Regions from separate parts of the Mus musculus genome. Here region 2 is linked to region 1. A link is a loop called in an ENCODE intact Hi-C map of the cell type or tissue named here. Cell type or tissue: heart. All regions are shown on one strand.

Region 1 (2,500 bases):
CAAGGAGAACACGTGGGAAAGAAAGCTTTCTAGATTGAGTATACCACAGGGTTTAAAATTGAATGGACTCTCAAGGTTAGCAAAATGGGTGACTCATCCTATAGACAGGGTGAGCCTCTCCTGTGTCTGAGAAGTCTTCCTAATGTTCTTTCCTGTTTCCCACCAAGGCTTCCTATGTTGAAGTTCTACTTATGCGTTTGGCCTCGTATAGTTTCATTCTTTGTCATTTTAAAAGCTTGTCCTTAAATAACTGAACAAAGAAATACTGAATCTCTATTAACTACAAAGGAGAATGAGGTTTTCTCAGCAACTTTGTAAGATGTAGCATCTGAGAGCCACCAAAGCCACACATGAGGCTACTGCTGAGTCACTGCAGCCATGCTCGTCTTGAGAGCCCTGCATGCTTAGGTGTGTCTCATTCTCTCTTTTCCTACTTTTCTTCCCTTTCTGTATTACTTTTTAAAAATATATTTGTGTTTGCTTCTCAATAAATCCAACTCCATCTCATACGATCTCTTTCAGAAATTTCTTTCTCTGGCAAAGTCAAGAATGGTGGTTTCACTTGAGTTGAGTTTTTTTTTTTTTTTTTTTTTTTTAAACATATTCCAATGCCCACAGCTCACATCGTGTGGCAAGCCTGTCGCCTGTGCCCCGGTCACTGCCACCTTGAACACTTAAGGCTGAGCCTCAGAAACATCTGTTTAGCAAAAGACCACACACATGATTGCATACTCTGTTTAAACAAAGTGCTCATGACTGGTTAAAAAAGCCAGAAAATGGGTTAGTGTTTGCCAGGAGAGGAGGCTGGGTGTGTGGAAATGGATTTAGACACGGGGCACCCTTCACATCTACCACTTGCCACCCCGCAGGCCCAGAGTTTTATTAAAATCCCTGACATTCTCCCTTGGTGCACAGCGAAAACTCCTGCTACTTTCACTTTCTCTAAGGACCCAGTTTTTTCCCAACCCCCACTCATCCTCTTCCTGCTGTGGTCGCCAGAGCCAGAAGCAGCCTGTCTCCCCGCCCCTGAGCAGGAGCACAAAACCAGAAGTCCCTGCCTTGTACAGGCAGCTCTGAAAGCCTACTGGGAGCATCAAGGCTGCAAACGCTGGATTGAGAAGCCGCAACTGTGGTAGGTGCGGGCATCTGGCTCGGGGTGGCGCTGTGGGACCCGCAGAGGTCATGTTTACAAGGCATAGGCTGAGTCCAGGAGGGAAAACAAGACTGCTTAGTTAGGGAAAGAGACAGCTGGGAGGTAATGTCTGATGAGCTTTTTAAATGGTGACTCCTTTAGGATCTCCAGCTGGCCAATGGCAGAGATGCAGATCTTAGGGCTGGTTTCTAAGCTGTGTTGGCTCCTCCTGAGCCAGGCCTGGGGACTGCAGGATATTGGCGGCCTCTCCACTGGTATCTTTTTATGCTTTCTATCAGTCCTTACCACCTAGGCAATTTGAAAGCCTCTGTCTTCTCCCTGTGGATCTTGCAAAGTAATCCCTCTCTTACTTCCGGACCCTTTAAACATCTGGGGTCTCTGGTACAAATTTGAGCACTGCTCATTCTCATTTATAAAATAATTCACTCCATGCTGACAGTGATCATATCTTTGATAACTTTATCTGAGAAATCAAATACCCCTTTATTTGAGTATGCTTACTATTAGAGTGCCAGACATCCCCCTTACCTTCAGAGAGCTCCAGAATATGGAGTAGAAAGGACAGCAATCAGTAAGAGAAAGGTGACACTTAAGAGAAAGGTGACACTTAAGAGCAGACCTGGGGTGGGGAAGCTGCACTAGGGAAGGAGAGCAGAGGCCCTGAGGCTGTCCTGTTCCAATGAAGTTGGGAAAGGGGAGTAGTTTGAACTCAGTGACAGGGATGGGGTAGGGAATGTTCTAGGTGAAATAAACTGCACTTCAAGGACTCAGAAGCAACTTTAAAGTGACATAAGGGCAGGAATGCAGGAGAAGGGGGCAAGCTGGGTTAGATGAGAGGACTAGCCAGAGAGTAAGTCTTTGAAATAAAGCAGCCCCACCTTTCCTCCAGAGCCCTGGAAGTCATAAGGGGAGGAGCCAGAGGATCCGAGTACACTCTCAGGTTGCTGTGTCCCTCTGTCTGAGGAATGGGAAGAAGTGTGGTTTGAGTGTTCTGATGCTCCCTAGGCTATGTGATCTGCATGTTAACTCAGTAGGAAGCACTCTGAACATATGTGAGGGTTCAAAGGTGAACCCTGGAACAGTGAGAGCACAGCCATGGGATGCACAGGGACTCAGAACTGGGTTAAAGTGTCAGGAGCAGTCACTTAGTCTGGGCCAAGCTGTCCATCCATCTGGAAGATGAGTCATAATCAGTAGAAAAGCAGCCAGGGTGCCTGCAGCTGATGCAAGGTCCTCTGAGCAGCTACTGCAGGGGAATGCTCCCCAATACACAACACAGTAATAATGCTAGCTTGTCTTTGGGTCTCATTTAGCATCTCAGTGTCTTTTCTGTAGCATCTCGAAAGT
Region 2 (2,500 bases), 70 kb after region 1:
GCTTATATTCTATCCAACTGAGGCAACCTGGCCTAGTGTTTCTGAAAGTCTCTGTCAGTCATACCAGTTGACCCAGAGGATGGATAGTAACTTTGTCATCCTCAGATGTCTTATTTTAAATTTGTCTCTTTAGCTCCCCATTTCTCTGAGCAAGTCTACCTGTCTGCCCTGCAGATGAGAGTCTCTAAGTGTGAAGTCATAGCTTACATATTTTCATAAAAAATCTTTAAAATTCTACTGGGCTTTCCAATGTGAAGGGAGTTTCTCTGGTTATGCATAAAAGGGTCTCTGGGCATGCCATGGTGTTTATTAGTAGACATCACCCATGGTAGGCATATACAGAGTTTAAAGGTGAGATATTGACTGTGTCTAGTAGATTAAGTTCAAAGTTTGAGAAAAATGACTGAGGGCCATCAGATTTCTTTTTGTGAGAATTAGAGCAGAGGAACTTTGTCTTCTGTTGATTCAAAGAGAACTGCCTGGGACATTTGGTTGTGAGTATTTTCACTTCCTTTTCTTGGAAAACCAGAAACCAAGTAGGTCCTGTTTGGAATTTTAGGCTAGGTGACCCCATTTTGATTTTAAGTTCAGTATATTGAGGCCTAGTGCAGAAACTTAGTCTAAAGCAATGACCACCTGAAATCCATGCTTCATGGACCCTTCTGATTTGGTGAGCACATCACAATAGCATGAGGCAAGATGCCTAGAAAGTCCAGAGGAACTTTATACCTCTCTCCCAGATCCTTGTCCAGCACATCTCCCCATAATAAAATAGATTCTAAGTATAGAGCATTTCTAAGTTTTCTGGGTCAAACTTTGGTCTGAGAGTAAAATTCCAGCAGCCAGAGAAGGAGCACTGAGAAGAGAGCAGGGAAAAAGGAAAGGAGTTAATTGTGTAGTCAGAGGCAGGATCAGGCAAACAAACAAGGGAAAAAAAAAAAAGCCAGTGCTTCAACTTGAGACAGTGAAAGAAGGCTTAGTGTTAAGAGGGGGGGGGGGGAATCTAAATGTGTTTGCCATGAGCATTTTCCAGGCATCAGTGGATTGTGGGATTCTAGCTGCCTGAGAGAAGATGAGTGTCTCTGAATCTGGCATCTGAATGTCAGGGATCTGGACAGCCCAGAGTCAGGCCTGTTTGTTATACAAGGGTGAGTGTCTGCCCCCTGGAGGGAGCAGGTGAGCTATGCTGCTCAAACAGTAATGTGTGCTGTGGTCTGCAGAAGACAATGAAAGAGCTAGAAGAAACCCTGAGAGGCTGGTACTCCTGTTCTTGTGACTGGTCCCTCAAGTCACTGGACTAATAAGACTTTTCTAGGATTGCCTTGTTAACTACAACCACAATACAGGGTCCAAAATTGCCCACTGTCAAACAGCATCCTCACACCACTGTAGCGAACCCTTGGTTAGTTTGAGGACTTGGGGTTATTATAACAAGTTAAAAATAAGTTCTTAAAAACAAATTTAAAGGGCCTGACTTGTAGCTCAGTGGCAGAGCATGTGTGAGGTCACATGAATTTTCTCTCTTTCCTTTTCTTACACACCAGCCCCGAAGAGTTAAAAGAGTTTAGAGCATTTGACTGGATGCAGGGAATGGCAGCTTCAGTGAATCAAGTTTTTTTTTTCCCTCAGAGGGAAAAAAAATGTCTGCTTAATAATTTCTGTAATCGCTACCTGTCGTAGGCAGCAGTCCCTGTCAGTCACTGTCTGGATAGACTCCCATCAGCCCCTCTTAGTGCTGATTCCCATCAGCACTGACCCCAATCACCTACTTCACACCTCACTGCCTGCCTAAGTTTACACTGTGGTGTCAAAGATGATCTTTGACAGCCAGGGAGATGGTTCAATGGGTAAAGGTGCCTTTCACCAACACTGACAACCTGTGTTCAGTTGCCTGGACCCACATGGTGGAAGGAAAGAACCTACTTTAGCAAGGGTGTTCTCTGATGTCCCGAGGTTCACTGTATGTGATGAACACGCTGGGTGTGCCCATATGCTTGCACACCCACCCGAAATTGGATAATGTGTTATAAAATAAAAAAGTTTTACCTAGAGGGTACAATTGTGGAAAAAATTTGCCTTTATTATCACTTTTCATGAGGTTTGTGTGTGATGTGAAATAAACTAGGCTCTGAAGGACAAACTTTAGAGACACATGGAATCAGCTGAAGACACCTAAGACCACATTCTCAGCACAAAGGAAATTTATTAGCCCCAGAAGAACACAGGCCAGGGAATAAAAGACAAAGACAGGAGCCAGAGAACTAGGAAGAATGGGAAAGGAACAAGGAGAAAGGGGACAAAGGACTGCCTCTGGATAGAGAGGAGACAGACAGGGCCCACAGCAGATGATGGCTTACAAAGGTCAAGGGGGGAAACCCCATGGTAGGGTGATCTGTTTAATCATAATTGAGCATGTTAATTAGGTTAATCATAAGAAGCTTTTTATTGATGGACTTCAATACTTTGATAGCTGGATCTTGGTAGTCAGCCCCAGGAGGAG

What was found. Hi-C counts contacts between places; a loop is a spot of excess contacts. Peaks named below come from ENCODE experiments on the same cell type or tissue, not always from the same donor. Only the 100,000 strongest peaks of a DNase experiment are listed, where the experiment ranks them.
Region 2: a loop joins it to region 1, with 1.9 times the contacts of the local background. A loop is called at or near these places in 22 of 42 quality-filtered maps.

What each region holds. Positions count from the first base shown.
Region 1 is chr13:33,003,564-33,006,063 of GRCm38, forward strand. Serpinb9 (serine (or cysteine) peptidase inhibitor, clade B, member 9) reads left to right here and starts at 978. Exons shown (of 7, transcript NM_009256.3): 1 at 978-1,132. It overlaps Gm36181 (a long non-coding RNA gene), which reads right to left and starts at 2,244. Exons shown (of 3, transcript XR_382177.2): 1 at 2,032-2,244. In heart, CTCF peaks have their summits at 1,158 and 1,360; DNase peaks (open chromatin) are centred at 1,088 and 2,138; H3K4me3 peaks cover 1,029 bases; H3K27ac peaks cover 2,066 bases.
Region 2 is chr13:33,073,071-33,075,570 of GRCm38, forward strand. No RefSeq gene overlaps it. Among named protein-coding and RNA genes, the nearest start is that of Serpinb1b, 9.8 kb to the right of the region's middle. In heart, CTCF peaks have their summits at 1,170 (motif pointing left) and 1,371; no DNase peak of the experiment used is centred here.